2 separate regions of the Homo sapiens genome follow, and region 1 is linked to region 2. Evidence: read pairs that join two places in POLR2A ChIA-PET (ENCODE). Cell type or tissue: PC-9. All regions are shown on one strand. Each heading gives the region's core, and the rest is flanking DNA. Links, peaks and the distances in the headings are about the cores only. Region 1 overlaps PPP1R14C (protein phosphatase 1 regulatory inhibitor subunit 14C). Region 2 has its middle 20 kb from the start of PPP1R14C.

Region 1 (8,462 bases), core at 2,465-6,464, 53 kb before region 2:
GATGCACTGTAAGAAGAATGTGGACACTAATTTTTCCAGCAACTATGCAGATTTGTACCAGATTGTCTCTTATTTTGTCTAGAGCCCCTGTCAGACCTGCTGATGTAGTCCAGGGTCATCATTCAGCAAGAAAAATCATCTCTCCAAACAACTCAGCTCCAGGCTCCCTTCAAAGTCACACAATCTGAGGCTTTCACCCTTCACTCCGCCCCCACCCCAGCCATGCTCTTAGGGAGCTTCACAGACTGCCTCTCCTGTGTCACCCACTAAAGTGACCACAGGAAGGACCTCAAGACACATGCCTAAAACAACTCTTCCAAGAACAGCTATGACAACACTGACATCAGAGAAAACAACAGGAGGCAAACTGAGGAGCTCATGAGATGTACCCACATGTGCAGAGTTCCTTATATAATGCTGGATGAAACATGGAAGCATTAAATCTTACAGTGCTTAGATTTCATTAAACTACTTTCCCCAAGCCCTGCCACGTATAGCTCTCACAGCCACTCTTTCATGCAGATGCAACTAATATCCCCATCTTACAGATGAAGTAGCTGAGACTCGGGGTTATTTGCCCACAGTCACACAGCTAGAGCTGAGGCCAACACTTGTACCAATCCATACTATACTGTCTCAAACATAATAATAGCTAACATCCACTGAGTGCACCCTATCTACCAGACACTATGCTAATGCTTGACTGCATGAATCATCTCAGTTAATTCTTTCTTGTTTGTTTGTTTTTTGAAATGGAGTCTCACTCTGTCACCCAGGCTGGGGTGCAGTGGCACAATCTCGGCTCACTGCAACCTTCAGATCCCAGGTTCAAGTGATTCTCACGCCTCAGCTTCCTGAGTAGCTGGGATTACAGGCACATGCCACCACTCCCGGCTAATTTTTGTGGTTTTGGTAGAGACAGGGTCTTGTCATGTTGGCCAGGCTGGTCTCAAACTCCTGACCTCAGGTGATCTATCCCCCTCGGCCTCCCAAACAGCTGGAATTATAGGCCGGAGCCACCGTGCCTGGCCCATCTCAGTTAATTCTTACAACATCCCTTTTGTTATCTGTTTCCCCAAAACACACCTTACAAATGAGAAAAACCAAAAAACAGAGTCTAAGTAACTTGCCTAAGATCACACAGTCAGTAATGTGGCAGAGTTGGGACTCAAACTCCTGTCTTTCTCACTCATTCTATGCATGGATATAATTGCTCAGTTTTGTCACAGCTGTATTTGGAAAAAAAAGTTATTTATGTCACCTGTGTAAGAGAGCCTTCATGGATATTATCCCCTTTTTTTTTTTAACAGCCCATGAACCAATGGCAGAGATTAAACATGAGAAAGATGTTTGGGGATTCAGATTCTAATGAAGGGCAGGTCTGCAGAGTTCGTTTCCATTTAAAAACATAGGCCAACGTGGAAAAATCGAGACACTTATCTGGACTCTCTACACCTGGGCTGTCTGTTACCCTCGCTATATAGATAAAGTCTTCATGGCCGACCCTCCCTCCCTCCCTCCCTCCTTTCTTTCTCTCTCTCTCTCTTTCTCTCTTTCTTTCTGTTGGTGTCTCACTCTGCTGCCCAGGCTGGAGTGCAGTGGTGCAATTATAGCTCATCGCAGCCTTGAACCCTTGTATTCCAGCAAACCTCCTGCCTCAGCCTCCTGAGTAGCTAGCACCACCACACCTGGCAAATTTTTATTTTGTATAGAGATAGGGTCTTGCTATGTTGTCCCAGCTGGTACTGAACTCCTGGGCTCAAGCAGCGCCCCTAGCTTGGCCTCCCAAAGTGCTGGGACTACAGGTATGAGCCACCATGCTTGGCGACCACAGTCTCCTTCCTCCCTGGGTCTCCCCAGTGCCTTCCCAGGTTGGTTCCAGGCCTCCCTTCCTCCTAAAAGGAAAAGCATTATAAGGTGTTTTAGGAAGTAGAACAGGCTTCGAAAAACACTTCCATATTCGTAGTGACAGGGAGAGTATAGAAAGCAAAAAAATGCAGCCATCAAACTTTCCCTAGAGAGCTCCCTTCACCTCCAGCATCCATGTATTGAGCTGGTCATCCAAGAGCTACACAGATCCTGTTTATTTCCTCCTCTGCAGATGAAGAAATTTGTCCCCTGTGAGATCTGAAAATCTACACCTAGATGTTTCCCTATTTCAGACAAACCAAGTCCATCTCTTCACCTTAGATTGTCATTTTCATTCCAAGTAATGAAATAAACAACAGTATAAAGACCCTGGTTACTATTTCTGATGCAGTATTTTATGTCATCATGACAGTTGTAATGGCTGGGAGTAGTTTTATCTTTAATGATTCCAAAAAACAAAAGGAGAAATAAAATAGAGCTATGCTTAGGTTGGAGATAAACATCTCTTTGGTTGAGATACTTCACATAGGTCTATAGGTCTAGAAATCAATCGTATTGACTTTACCTGAACTGAAGAAATGAACTTCAAAGGCTGGCCCTGCATATTAGGAGAGGGACACAACCTCACCTGCTGTGACCGCCCTCCTCTCCAATCACACCCACCATCCCCTGACATGCTCCAGCTGGTCTCGCTCCTTGGTCGGCCCACAGAGCCAGCGTCCACTGTCCCCAGGGGCCTCTGTGACAGACTTCTCTGCCTGCATTCAGGGTTTCCTCCAGCCTCTTACACAGGCTAGGTTGTGGGAAAGACCCACTGGACCCCTAGGTCCAGACCTACTACCACTGTTCCCAGATGGGCCCAAGAAAGGTCACAGTAAACCCTGCTGAGGTGGCGCCAGCAACTGACGACAAGATACAGATGGAGTAGGAGGGCACACACAAGGGCAAGGCTCTGCACAAAAGGCCTCGCGGAGGCTGCATGGGGGGTGAGGGCCAGCCGCGGCTCCAGGAGACACACGCACAAGCCCTCTAGGAGACTGTAACTATGACACACAGCTGCCTGGGAACAGCACATTCTTGTGCGAGGTAAAACATTAACCAGTGAGCATCTGGACAATATTTATATCCCCGCTGGGGCTAACCACACAGTGATGAGGGAAAACACACATGCCACAGGGAAGCCCATCTTTCTTGCCTGACGACGGGGCCTCAGGAGATGAGTCTGTCCCGGCCTCTTGTTGGGACAGTCACTGGGGTTCTGCTGCAGTCCGGACTGGCTCAGAGAAAGCGGCCCAGGTCCCACTCCCTGCCTCCCCGACAGCTGTCCTGAGTTGAACCCCAGGCCTCACAGGGTGCTGAATCCAACTGGTCTCCGAGAAGGACAAAAGACTGTGGGACTTTGGGGACAACAATGAGGGAAAGAAGACTGACTCAGAGCTGCTCATGTATTTGCACCCACAGATATGTGTATGTTGAACCCTACCGGGGAGAGAGAGACAGAGAGGGACTGAGGGGGGAAAGGAACAGTAAGGCTATCTGTGACCACCGGATCTGCATGGAAGCTCCACAGGCCCCAAGGCCAGGCCTGAGAACGTGCTACACATGACCCTTCGCTTGCCTTCTCTGCTGTCAACAGACAGGTCCCAGCCTTTTGGTCACACCAGCAAGAATTTTCACTTCTTATCTACCAAGATAGTTTCCTTCCCAATATAAATCTGGCCCCAACACTCACTCCATTAAGTGAGGCCCATATATGGCTCTGAAACTATGACTTCATTTTTTCCCTCTCTTCTCCCCAGATCCTTTCACAGAAACAACAGGTAAAGACAGTCTACCTTAGTTTTTTTGGAGTTGTCAAGTGCACCCCTGTTTTCAAATGGCCACACGGTGCAGGGAAGATCTGTGCTGCTTCCACTGACAACAGAGACTGGCTGAATTGTGCCCAGAGAGCCGTTCACTGTCTACAACATCCACCACAGAGCTACACAGCAAGACATCTCTCAGGAACCAGGGCCAGGCTGAGCCGTGGATATTAGGATTTCTGGTATGGGGAAGGCAGCAAACAGGACGTGGAGTTAGGACACAGGCAGCCAGAAGGTAGGGAGAGACACACAGGGGGAGGCCGGATCACTGGAGGGTGGGACCGGCCCTAAATAACTAGCCCTTCCTCGTGATCTCTCCTCCCTCTTCCTTGAGTGGCCTCATCCGTATAAAACCCATCTCCTTGCCCACAGGGTCTCCCACACGATGAACAGGATTGTCCTGTTTGAAGCCACTCCTTCAGGCCCTCTGCAAACCCAGACACCTGCAGCCACGGCAGGACACTGCCCTTACCTGGGCCTCACTCATTATAACAGCTTAAAGGAAAAAAATCTCACTTCTGTGATCCAAAAGGGATTTGTTTGAATGTGGACTATTTGAGGATGATAATAAAACTCTTCTGGACCAGGGACGCCAATCCACAAATCCACCAAAATAGCAGTAGAAAGACACAGATCATGAATTAGACTAACAGCAGTTCCTTCAAATAAGCTAAGGAAGGTCTCACCTTTATTGAACCCTGAACTTATCTGGTATTTCAAGTAAGACAGCAACAAGATGTTCCTTCTCTGTCCTCTCTTTGACGCTGAGACATACAATGAAGGGGAAAGTTCAGCCTAATCCTAAAGGCATTGACTGGAAGCAGGAAACAAGACAAGAGGTAGTTGCCAAGGAAGCCAGACACAGATTGTACCACGGGCACCCCGCCTCCAACTCGATTGTTAGAAGCAATTCCCAGCTTGGTAACTCATGGAAGCCACGGGCACTCCCGTTGAGAAGATGGGAATCCTTCCAGGGCTGGCCTGCCCAGATAGCCAGTAGGGCTGGCTCCAAGCGCTGCCTAGGTTCTACTGCAATGCCCCACACTCCCTCACCCCGGGGTGCCCACTAGAGCCCTCCTGTTCACCCCAATTATAAGAACACTCTCTCTCCAACAGACAGGTAATTAATCAAGGGATAACCCCCAAGAAAGGGAAAATAACACAAGATCACATCAGCTCACTGTTCTAAGTATCCCCAGTGGAATTCTGAATTCCCCTTTAGTAGAGTCACTTATGACAGGTGTGGCCGGTTTAGAGATCCTGTTACCAGGGAGAGAAGTACAAGATATTCAGGGCCTGCTGAAGAAGACTGGCCAAGCAAACAGTGTTATAAAACACCACGGGTAGATTGCGCTTGTGGTTCAAACTGCATTTTCCCAAACAGGCCAGATTGGGATATGACATCTAGGTTTTATTTTAACTGGTTCTGCTGAGAAAACACCAGCCTCATACCTAGCACAGTCAAGAGCCATGGGTTATGTTATCCAATAACACTGGGTTAGATACTGTCAAATGATTAAGCCTTTGACTAGGGAAATCATACAAAGCAACAGTTCTGGTAATTACCCACCGTCTGTACCTGGGCACCACCAGGGAGATGTCAAAGTAACTTCCTTGCATTTGGAAATGCCCTCACCAGCCCCATGCTCAAGAGTTCACTTTTATTGTTGAAGTAATATTTTACAAAGGAAATTACTAACTAGTCATAAAGAGCAGAGAGTTAAATATTTATAAGGACTCACAATATTAACAGATTCACTTTCCCAAAAACATATTCAACATATCAGAGCTCTGCATCCTTAGTAAATGACCACTGTGATTTTACACAGAAAAAGAGGGAAGCACTGGGTCCATGTGTGACCTCTGCTAAGAGATCCCACTGAAGCAGATCCAAGAGACCCAGCTCAGAGTGGGGGCCCCTTCCAACTCCACCACCTTCTCCACGGCTCTCAGCAAGTTACTGGACTTCTTCCTGCCTGGTTCCATCGCTACAATGGGACCAGAAATAGCATCCACCTCACAGGTTTATTAAGAGGATGAAAGGAGTTAACATGGGCAAGCCTTAGAACAGCCCAGCACATAATAAGCACTATGTGAGCTACTACTGTTATTGTTGTTTCTGGTTTTATTATTTGGTCAACACGGATTAAATGTCATAGTGGTATCATAAACAATGTTCAAGCCAATTGATCATATGTTTCAAATATGAGAGCAAAAAAGAAACATCCTCTTCACTACTTTTTTTTTTTTTTTTGAGACAGAATCTCCCTCGGTCGCCCAGGCTGCAGTGCAGTGGCATGATCTCAGCTCACCGCAACCTCCGCCTCCCGGGTTCAAGCAATTCTCCTGTCTCAGCTTCCTGAGTAGCTGGGATTACAGGCGTGCGACACCATGACCAGCTAATTTTTTGTGTATTTTCAGTAGAGATGGCGTTTCACCGTATTGGCCAGGCTGGTCTCGAACTCCTGACCTTGTGATCCGTCCACCTCCACCTCCCAAAGTGCTGGGATTACAGGCGTGAGCCACTGCGCCCAGCTTTCACTACTTATTATTAAATGATATTCCAGGAAATTATATTTATTTAAAACACACCGTTGAACACTGAATATCTGCCAGGCCTTCCAGAGGACAGAATATATTATAAGCCAATGTTCCTACCCTCTAGGAGCTTACAGTCGAATTGAGAAGATAAAAATGCACACACGGCCAGGCGTGGTGGCTCACGCCTGTAATCCCAGCACTTTGGGAGGCCAAGGTGGGCGGATCACAAGGTCAGGAGATCGAGACCATCCTGGCTAACACGGTGAAACCCCATCTCTACTAAAAATACAGATTACCTGGGAGTGGTGGGGGGCACCGGTAGTCCCAGCTACTCAGGAGGCTGAGGCAGGAGAATGGTGTGAACCCAGGAGGCAGAGCTTGCAGTGAGCCGAGATCGCACCACTGCACTCCAGCCTGGGCGACAGAGGGAGACTCATAGCATTTCTTTGTAATTGATTTATAAATACCAAGAAGTATGGGTAAGTTAGTAAGTGTTCTCACAATTTAGAAAATGGTAAGTATGTGAGGTGATGAATATGCTAATTAGCTTGATTTAATCATTTCACAACGTATGCACCTATCAAAGCATCATGTCTGTACACTGCAAGTATATATAATTATTATTTTTCAATAATACCTTAACAAATCTCGGGGGTGGGGGGGAGGGAGAGGTGCCAAATAAGCAAATTGATTTCAGCCTAAAACAAAAGACCTCATGGAGACGGGGTTCAAGTTGGGCTTTGAAGGATGGGCAGGACTAAGACAGAGGAAGCTTTGAGGATGGGGGATCCTGGGAATGGCGTGAGCAGAACTCACGAGGCTATCCTGAAGTTGAGATGAGAGATTGGGGTGCTTAGGAGCCTCAGGTCTGCAGTCTTGGGCTCCCATGTCCTGGCTGAGTGACCATGGGCCAGTTCCATAAGCCTCTGCGGGCCTCCATTCCTAGCGCTGGCTGGCATCGGCATTATTCTGAAGACTGAACAAGATAAAGCACGTTAGGAAAACACAGTGAGAACCAGGCATCCTCAGGTATTAAACAGAGTTAAAGAGACTCATCTGTCTGCCAAGAGACCCACCTGTCTGCAGAAGAAGGCTGAAATTGGAAAGTAGTGCAAGACCAAGTTGGAAAGTTACAAAGGAGGGCTGTAGTGAGCTCAGACTTCATTCAGGGAGAGATCTGAGCCCCCTGAGAAGAGTCATTTTTACAGTGGCCTCTCCGAGCAGCATGTATACAGCAAGGTGGGAGAATCTGGGGAAGGGAGTCCAGGAGAGGGTGCCAAAGGCTCCACATGAGTGGAAAAGGCTGGGCCCGGGCACTCACCATAGGGATGGAAAAAAAAAAGGGTAAGGATAAGAGACCAGATTAGGTGGTGCCAAGTGTGGGAGAAAATGAGAGGAGCTGAAAACCAACTCCACTCATGCAATGTGGTTTCCTAGAAGACATGCTAGAAGAGACAGGGCATTCGTGGAAAAAATGGGGAGATCTCAATAAAGATTGTCATTAGCTACCTTGTACCATTGCTGATTTCTTAGTGTCGAGAAATGCACAGGAAAATGTCAACATTGGAGGAAGCTGGGTGAAGGGTACATGGGGAAAACTCTGTGCTTTCTTTGCAAATCTGTAAATTAAAATTATTTCAAAACACAAAAAAAACTCCAGGTCTATTTGGGTGGCTCATCACATCATCAATGAAGAGGGAGGCCAGGCAAGCAGCAGTTTGGAGGTGGATGGGGAGTTGACTGAGTGGCTTATAAGGCAGCATGGCTGATGGGAAGACCAAGGCCTTGCTCACACCTTGACTGTGAGAGCGACCTTGTAACCTACATCCAGCCATGTGAGGCCTCTGGATGCATCTGGCCTCCTGGGGAGGAGGAGTCATCTCCTGTTACTATCCTCATTCTTTGTCCCCAGTCGGTCTCCCCACATCAGTTACAGCACCCCTCAAACCCCCTGCTTCCAGTTTCAGCAACTCTGCCCACCAGGAGAAGTGTCAGATGGCACTTCCAAAGAACTTCATTTTCAGGCCAAGAAGCTTCTATTCTGAGGCCCACAATAAACCAAGGCTTCATAAGAAAAGAAAGAATATGCCTAACATCAGCTCTCAATAGCTAAATGATGAATTGAGTAAGTCACACACCCAGTGATGCTCAGAGCTGGGGATCTGCACTCAGCTGTACCTCGCTCTCTAT
Region 2 (8,462 bases), core at 2,387-6,386:
ATGAGGGGTGGGCTGCAACAGTAGCACCTGGGGACACAGGGAGCTCGTGTCTGACCCAGGCCCGAAAAACTTGACAAATCTGGCAGGCTGGCAGCTGTGCCAATAGAGGCAGAAGAGGCACTGCATGGGGACGGCCACCTCCCAGTGTTTCCCAGGAACCAAGCGTGGAGCCCCAGTGAGAACCAGATGTGGCCGGAAGAGGGCAAAGCGAAAGAATGTCATGGATCCCAGTCGAAGGGGCCTCAGGGAGGGTTCAGACAAAGCAGCTAAAGAAGGCCTTCCTGGTGACAGAGGTATGGAGCCGATGGCAACCAGATACGATCGAGATGCTTCACCCATGTTAGAGAGCTGCAACAGAGATCCCAGTGACAGGAACTTGGCACTGGGCTGGGCAAGGGGACTTCCGCCAACTCACAAAAGGGCACAGGGGAACAAACTCATCTTTCCAACCTGCCACGCACAGAAAGGTGCTGCCGATCTTTCTGTTTAATTCAGAGTCTTCCAACAAACGTTCACTGAGCACCTCCTACTACCAAGCATCCTCTACCTGGGACACATCAGTGAACAAAACAGAGGCCCCGCCCTCGCAGAGATTCTATATCTGTGGGAGAAGACAGTAAACAATGAGCATAGCAAATAAGCAAGCTGTAAGGCATGTTAGAAAGTGATGTTCTAACGAGAAAAGGCAGCCGTGAACATGAGCAGGTGGGGCTGCCATTTTAATCATGAAAAGTCAACTTTCCGGTTTCTCTTCCTTGCTCTTCCTGCCCTGGACTCCAAACACCAGAGGTAGCTGACTGGGGAGGAGCCCTAGAGCCAAGCATAGGGATAGAGGGTGAAGCCCACCACACACCCCTGCCATTCCCACCACCATCACAGCTGGCAGCTCCTAGCCCGAGGCAGTCAAAGCTGCAGGAAGAGAGGAAGTTTAGGGAGGAGTCAAGCTTTGATGTTACACTGACCTGAGCGTATTAAGTCCTGCGTTGAACCTGGCCAACGAAAAGTAACCAGAAAAGCTCTGAAAATGACCAGGAAAGCTTCTAGTGCTTTCTCCTTGAGCAGGAGACAGGTGTAAAGGCCACAGAGGAATTTAAGGGACACAAGAGACAAAAATGATGCTGCTGTTTATATATCAGGCCAGGATTCCCAAATGTTGAAATGGCCACACACTCATTAATGACAGCTGATTTTTAACAGAATGATCCTAGAACACTATGGAATCCCTTCTTAGTACTGTATACCACAGTGTGTGTTAAAAATACTGAAGTTTACATGTGAGGCAAAAACTTCAGGAGCTTAAAATGAAGTGCAGATATCTAAAAATATGGAGTGCCTTGTTTTAAAAAATTGAAATGTTGACATTCAGAAAGAATTATATTTACTCAAGAAGGAAAAAAAAGAGAAATACCTGCATATTAATTTCCTAGGGCTCTATAGCAAAGCACCACTAACTGGGTGGCTTACACAACAGCAGTTGATTCTTGCTCAGTTCTGGAAGCCAAAAGTCCAAAATCAAGGCGCCCACAGAGCCACACTCCCTCTGACACCTGCAGGGCAGAATCTCTGCCTCTGCCTGGCGTCTGGTGGTATGCGTCCATCCTGGACATTCCCTTGGCTTGTGGCTGCAGCACTTCCATCTCGGCCTGTGTTTCCCATGGCTGTCTCCCCATGTGTGTCTGTGTGTTCTCTCTTCTTCCTATGAGGATGCCTGTCATATTGGATGAAGGCCCCACCTAAGTCTAGTGCAACCTCATCTTCACTCATTACCTCTTCAATGATGCTGTCTTAATAAGGCCTCATTCTGAGGTACTGGGGACTAGGACTTCAACATATTTTTTGGTGGGACTTAATTCAACCCATAAAAACCTACTAAGTCACTTTTTAAAGAAAATATACTTCTTTTTAGGACACTGTAAGAAAAGAAAGTTCTAGGCCCATGTCACTGATGAACATAGATGCTTAAATTCTCAAAAAATATATATATCATCAAAGTGTGGTGGGCTGTTCTTGCATTGCTGTAAAGAAATACCTGAGACTGGGGAATTTATAATGAAAAGAGGTTTAATTGACTCACAGTCCTGCAGGCTGTACATGCATGGCACATCTGCTTGGTTCTGGGGAGCCTCAGGGGGCTTTTAGTCAAGGCAGAAGGAGAAGCAGGAGCCGGCACATCACATGGCAGGCACAGGAGCAAGAGAGAAATGAGGCTGGGTGTGGTGGCTCGCGCCTGTAATCCCAGCACTTGGGAGGCCAAGGCTGGCAGATCACCTGAAGTCTGGAGTTCCAGACCAGCCTGGCCAACATGGTGAAACCCTGTCTCTACTAAAAATATAAAAATTAGCTGGGCATGGTGGTGGTGCGCACCTGTAATCCCAGCTACTTGGGAGGCTGAGGCAGGAGACTCACTTGAACCCAGGAGGCCGAGGTTGCAGTGAACTGAGATTACGCCATTGCACTCCAGCCTGGGTGACAAGAGAGAAACTTCATCTCAAAAAAAAAAAAAAAGAGAGAGAGAGAGAGATGGGTAGCAGAGGAAGGTGTCACACACTTTTAAACAATCAGATCTCATGAGAACTCACTCACTGTCATAAGGACAGCACCAAGAGGATGGTGCTAAACTATTCATGAGAAATCCACCCCCATGATCCAATCACTTCCGAGTCCCACCTCCAACACTGTGGATTACATTTCAACATAAGATTTGGGTGGGACACATATCCAAACCACATCACAGACCAAATTCAATAGCATATGAAACAGCACAATCGGGTGGGATTTATCCCAGGCATGCAAGGATGTTTCAACAAATGCATGTCTATAAATGTGATCACCACATGAACAGAATGAAGGACAAAATCTATATGATCATCTTAATAGATGTAGAAAATGCATTTGACAAAATTCAACATCCTTTCCTGATAAAAGCTCTCAACAAACTAGGTATAGAAGGAATGTACCTCAACACAATAAAGTCCATATATGAGAAGCCCACAACTAGCAGTGAAAAGTTGAAAGCTTTTCTTCTACGATCAGGAACAAGACAAGAATGCTGATATGATTTGGCTCTGTGTCCCCACCCAAATCTCACCTCGAATTGCAATCCCCATATACAGCGGAGGAACCTGGTAGGAGGTGATTGGATCATGGGGGCAGATTTTCCCCTTGCTGTTCTCAATATAGTGAATGGGTTCTCACAAGATCTGATGGTTTAAGATGGGCACTTCTCCCTTCTCTCTCTCTCTCTCTCCTGCTGCCATGTAAGGCGTGCCTTGCTTCCCCTTTGCCTTCCAGCATGATTGTAAGTTTCCAGAGGCCTCTCCAGTCATGTGGAACTGTCAGTTAATTAAACCTCTTTTCTTCATAAATTACCCAGTCCCAGGTAGTTCTTTATAGCAGTGTGAAAACAGACTGATACAGATGCCCACTCTTGCCACCTCTATTCAACACAGTCCTGGAAGTCTGAGCCAGAGCATTTAGGCAAGAGAAAGTAACAAAAGGCATTAAAATTGGAAAGGGAGAAGTTAAATTGTCTCTGTCTATAGATGACATAATCATACATATAGAAAACTCTAAAGGCACCATCAAAAAACTGTTAGAAATAATAAACAAGGCCAGACGCAGTGGCTCACGCCTGTAATCCCAGCACTTTGGGAGGTGAAGGTGGGCAGACCACTTGAGGTCAGGAGTTTGAGACTAGCCTGGGCAACATGGAGAAACCGCATGTCTACCAAAAATTTAAAAAATTAGCTGGGCATGGTGGCATGCGCCTGTGGTCCCAGCTACTCAGGAAACTGAGGTGGGAGGATCGCTTGAGCCTGACAGGAAGAGGTTGCAGTGAGTCGAGTTCGTGCCACTGCAGTCCAGCCTGTGTGATAGAGTGAGACAAGAAAGGGAAGGGACAGGAAGGGAAGGGGAGGGGAGGGGAGGGGCAGGGCAGGGAGAGGGAGAGGGAGGTAATAAACAAGTCAATGAAGTTGCAAAAATCAACACACGATGCAGAATCAACGTATGAAAATCAGTGACATTTCTATACACTATGAAGTATTCCAAAAAGAAATCAAAAGAACAATTCCATTTACAATAGCATCAGAAATTATTTAGAAATAGGGTCGGGCGCGATGGCTCACTCCTGTAATCCCAGCACTTTGGGAAGCCGAGGCGGGTGCATCACGAAGTCAGGAGATCGGGACCATCCTGGTTAACATGGTGAAGCCCCGTCTCTACTAAAAAAATACAAAAAAATGGCCAGGCATGGTGGCTCACGCCTGTAATCCCAGCACTTTGGGAGGCTGAGGCAGACAGATCACGAGGTCAGGAGATCGAGACCATCCTAGGTAACACAGTGAAACCCCATCTCTACTAAAAATACAAAAATTAGCCAGGCGTGGTGGCAGGTGCCTGTAGTCCCATCTACTCAGGAGGCTGAGGCAGGAGAATGGCGTGAACCCGGGAGGCGGAGCTTGCAGTGAGTCGAGATTGCACCACTGCACTCCAGCCTGGGTGACACAGCGAGACTCTGTCTCAAAAAAAAAAAAGAAAGAAAGAAAGAAAGAAATTATTTAGAAATAAATTTACCCAAGGAGGTGAAAGATCTCTTCACTAAATACTATAAAATGTTGATGAAAGAAAGTGAAGACCAGCATGGTGGCTCATGTCTGTAATTCTAGCACTTTGGAAGGACAATGCAGGAGGATTGCTTGAGCCTAAGAGTTCAAGACCAGCCCAAGAAACATAGTGAAATCCTGTCTTTACAAAAAAAAATAAAGATAACAAATTAGCCAGGTGTGGTGGTGTGCACCTGAGGTTTAAGCTACTCAGGAGGCTGAGGCAGGAGGATTGCTTGAGCCCAGGAGTTCAGAGTTACAATGAGCTATGATCATGTCACTGCACTCCAGCCTAGGCAACATGGTGAGACCTTATCTCAAAAGGAAGTAAGGAGAGAAGGAAGGCAGGAAGGCAGGAAGGAAGGAAGAAAGGGAGGGAGGGAGGGAGGGGGAAAATTGAAGAAGATACAAATAAATGGGAAGATATTCTGTGCTAATGGATTAGAATAATTTATATTGTTAAAATGTCCATATCCACAAAGCAATCTGCAGATTCAGTGCAATCCCCATGAAAATCCCAATGACATTTTTCACAGAAATAGAAAAAAAATCCTAAAATTTATATGGAACCACAAAAGACCCTGAAAAGCCAGAAATATCTTTATCAGAAAGAACCATGATGAAGGTATCACATTACCTGATCTCAAAATCTACTACACAGCTATAGTAATCAAAACAGCACAGTACTGGCATAAAAAAGATATACAGACCAGTGGAACAGGAAGCTCAGAAATAAATCCATGCATTTATGGTCAGTTGATCTTCAACAAGGGTCCCAAGAATACACAATAGTGAAAGGACAGTTTCTTCAATAAATGGTGTTGGGAAAACTAGATGTCCACATGCAGAAGAATGTAATTAAACCCTTATTTCACACCATATACAAAAACCAACTCCAAATGAATTAAAGACTTAAATATAAGACTTGAAACTCCAAAACTACTAGAAGAAAACATAGGGAGAAAGCTCCATGACATTGGTTTGAGTAATAATATTTTGGCTATGAGCTCAAAAGCACAGGCAACAAAAGCGACAATAGACAAATCAGACTGCATCAAGCTAAAAAGCTTCTGACAGCAAAGGAAACAACCAACAGAGTGAAAAGAAAATCTACAGGAAGGGAGAAAATATTTGCAAGTCATACATTTAATATCCAAAATATATAAGGGACTCAAACAACTCAGTAGCAAGAAGGCAACCTGATTTTTAAAATGAGGAAAAGTAGTTCCCAGAGGCTAGGAAGTGTAGTGAGGGTGATGGAGGTGGGAGCACTCAGAGGTAGTTACTGGATACAAACACTATAGTTAGGTACAATGAATAAGATCTAGTATTTGATAGCACAACAGGGTGACCACAGTCAACAATAATTTACTGTACATTTAAAAATAACAGAAAGAGGCTGGGCGTAGTGGCTCACGCCTGTAATCCCAGCACTTTGGGAGGCTGAGGTGGGTGGATCATGAGGTCAGGAGATCAAGACCATCCTGGCTAATACAGTGTAACCCCGTCTCTACTAAAAATACAAAAATTAGCCTGGCATGCTGGCAGGCACCTGTAGTCCCAGCTGCTCAGGAGGCTGAGGCAGGAGAATGGCGTGAACCCGGGAGGCAGGGCTTGCAGTGAGCCTGCCACTGCACTCCAGCCTGGGCAACAGAGTGAGATTCCATCTCAAAAAAAATAATAATTAAAAAAAGTAATAATAACAGAAAGAAGGCCAGGCATGGTGGCTCATGCCTGTAATCTCAGCATTTTGGGAGACCGAGGCGGGTGGATCACTTGAAGTCAGGAGTTCAAGAGCGCCCTAGCCAACATGGTGAAACCCCATCTCTACTAAAAATACAAAAATTAGCCAGGCGCAGTGGCATGGACCTGTAATCCCAACTATTCGGGAGGCTGAGGCAGCAGGAGAATCGCTTGAACCCATGCATTTGACAACATTCAACAGGCGGAGGTTGCGGTGAGCCGAGATCGCATCACTACACTCCAGCCTGGGTGACAGAGTGAGCCTCTGTCTCAAAAAATAAATAAATAAAACAGAAAGAGTATAATTGGAAGGTTTATAACACAAAGAAATGATCAGTGCTTGAGGAGATAGATATCCCACTTTTGCTAATGTCATTATTATGCATTGTATACCCATATCAAAGTATCTCATGTACTCCATAAATATATATACCTACTATGTACCCATAAAAATAAATAGTTAAAATTTTAAAAATTAGCAAAGGACTTAAATAGACTTTTCTCAAAAGAAGACATATGAAGAACCAATAGGTATATGAAAAGATGTTCAACATCACTACTCATCTGGGCAATGCAAAGCAAAACCACATGAGATGCCACCCCACACCTGCTAGCATGGCTGTCACTGAAAAGACAAAAGGTAACAAGAGTTGGCAAGGATGTGGAGGAAAGGGAATGTTAATTAATATAGCCATGATGGAAAGCAGTATGGAGGTTCTTCAAAAAACTATAAACAGAACTACCATATGATCCAGCCGTCCCTCTTCTAGGTATACATCCAAGGAAATGAAATCAGTATATTGAAGAAATATCTACACTCCCACACCTAACTGTACATCAACAGATGAATGGATAAAGAAATGTGACTTATACATAATGGAACACTATCTAGCCTTAGAAAGGAAGCAAATCCTGTCATTTGTGTCAACATGGATGAACCTGGAGGACATTATGCTAAGTGGAATAAGCCAGGCACAGAAAGAAAACTAGTTCATGATCTCACTTATATGTGGAATCTAAAAAAGTCAAACTCAGGCCAGGCGTGGTGGCTCACATCTGTAATCCCAGCACTTTGGGAGGCGAGGCAGGTGGATCACTTGAAGCCAGGAGTTTGAGACTAGCCTGGCCAACATGGCGAAACCCCGTCTCTACTGAAAATACAAAAAGTTAGCTGGGCATGGTGGCACACGCCTGTAATCCCAGCTACTCAGGAGGCTGAGGCAGGAGAATTGCTTGATCCCCGGAGGTGGAGGTTGCAGTGAGCAGAGATCACGCCACTGCACTGCAGCCTGGGAGACTGAGCAACAGAAGACTAGAAAGGTGGTTACGAGGGTTGCACAGGGGGAAGGTCTGGGGAGATGTTGGTCAAAGGATACAAAATTTCAATTAGACAGGAAGAGTCAGTTCAAAAGACCTTTTGTACAATCACCATGACTATAGTTAGTAACAGTAACGATGTAATGTATTCTTGAAAATTGCTGAGAGTGTCTAAACCACCAAAAAAAACCAACAAAAAAATCCAAAAAAAACAGTATGTGAGGTAATGGATATGTTAATTAGCTTGATGTAGCCCTTCACAGTGTATACAAATTTCAAAACATCATGTTGTAGATCGTAAATACTTGCAATTTTTGTCAATTAAAAATTATCTTAATTTTATAAAGATCACACATTTAGCCAAAGACTCCAATAGAACATACTTGCAGAAATATTACATTTTTTTTGGCTTAGTTCTCAAAGCATGTGGTTGAGCTGCTGCTGCTGTGCTGGCCAGATATTTACACTGTATTCATTTAGAAGAAAAGTAGCAACAGGAAGTAGACTTCTCCCCGGAGGTTTCCAAACCATTCACTTAAATCTGAGGGCCTCACAGCACTCACACCAGCTTCCTCCTGTGGTCCCTCCTGTGGTCCCAGCTGGCTCTGGCCTGCCGCCCATCCAACAGTCTGCAAAAAATCCGTAAAGCAGAGAAGAGATTCACTTCACTCCGTGTGAGAGCAGTAACATTCTGATCACTTAACAACGGATGCGTCCAGTTGTTCCCACTTTCTCCTAGGAGCTCTCTCATCCATTGAGTTGTTCCCTAACTTCACTGACAGTATTACACGAAATCAC

What was found. Peaks named below come from ENCODE experiments on the same cell type or tissue, not always from the same donor. Only the 100,000 strongest peaks of a DNase experiment are listed, where the experiment ranks them.
Region 1: POLR2A ChIA-PET joins it to region 2 with 8 read pairs; 4 of 35 experiments call an interaction of 5 or more read pairs at or near these places.

The regions. Positions count from the first base shown.
Region 1 is chr6:150,172,489-150,180,950 of GRCh38, reverse strand. All of the region lies in intron 1 of PPP1R14C (protein phosphatase 1 regulatory inhibitor subunit 14C), which reads right to left. Among named protein-coding and RNA genes, the nearest start is that of PPP1R14C, 34 kb to the right of the region's middle. RefSeq lists an enhancer at 2,486-5,404. In PC-9, for the core only: no CTCF peak of the experiment used is centred there; DNase peaks (open chromatin) are centred at 4,090, 4,540 and 4,980; H3K27ac peaks cover 2,615 bases.
Region 2 is chr6:150,119,220-150,127,681 of GRCh38, reverse strand. No RefSeq gene overlaps it. Among named protein-coding and RNA genes, the nearest start is that of PPP1R14C, 20 kb to the left of the region's middle. In PC-9, for the core only: no CTCF peak of the experiment used is centred there; no DNase peak of the experiment used is centred there.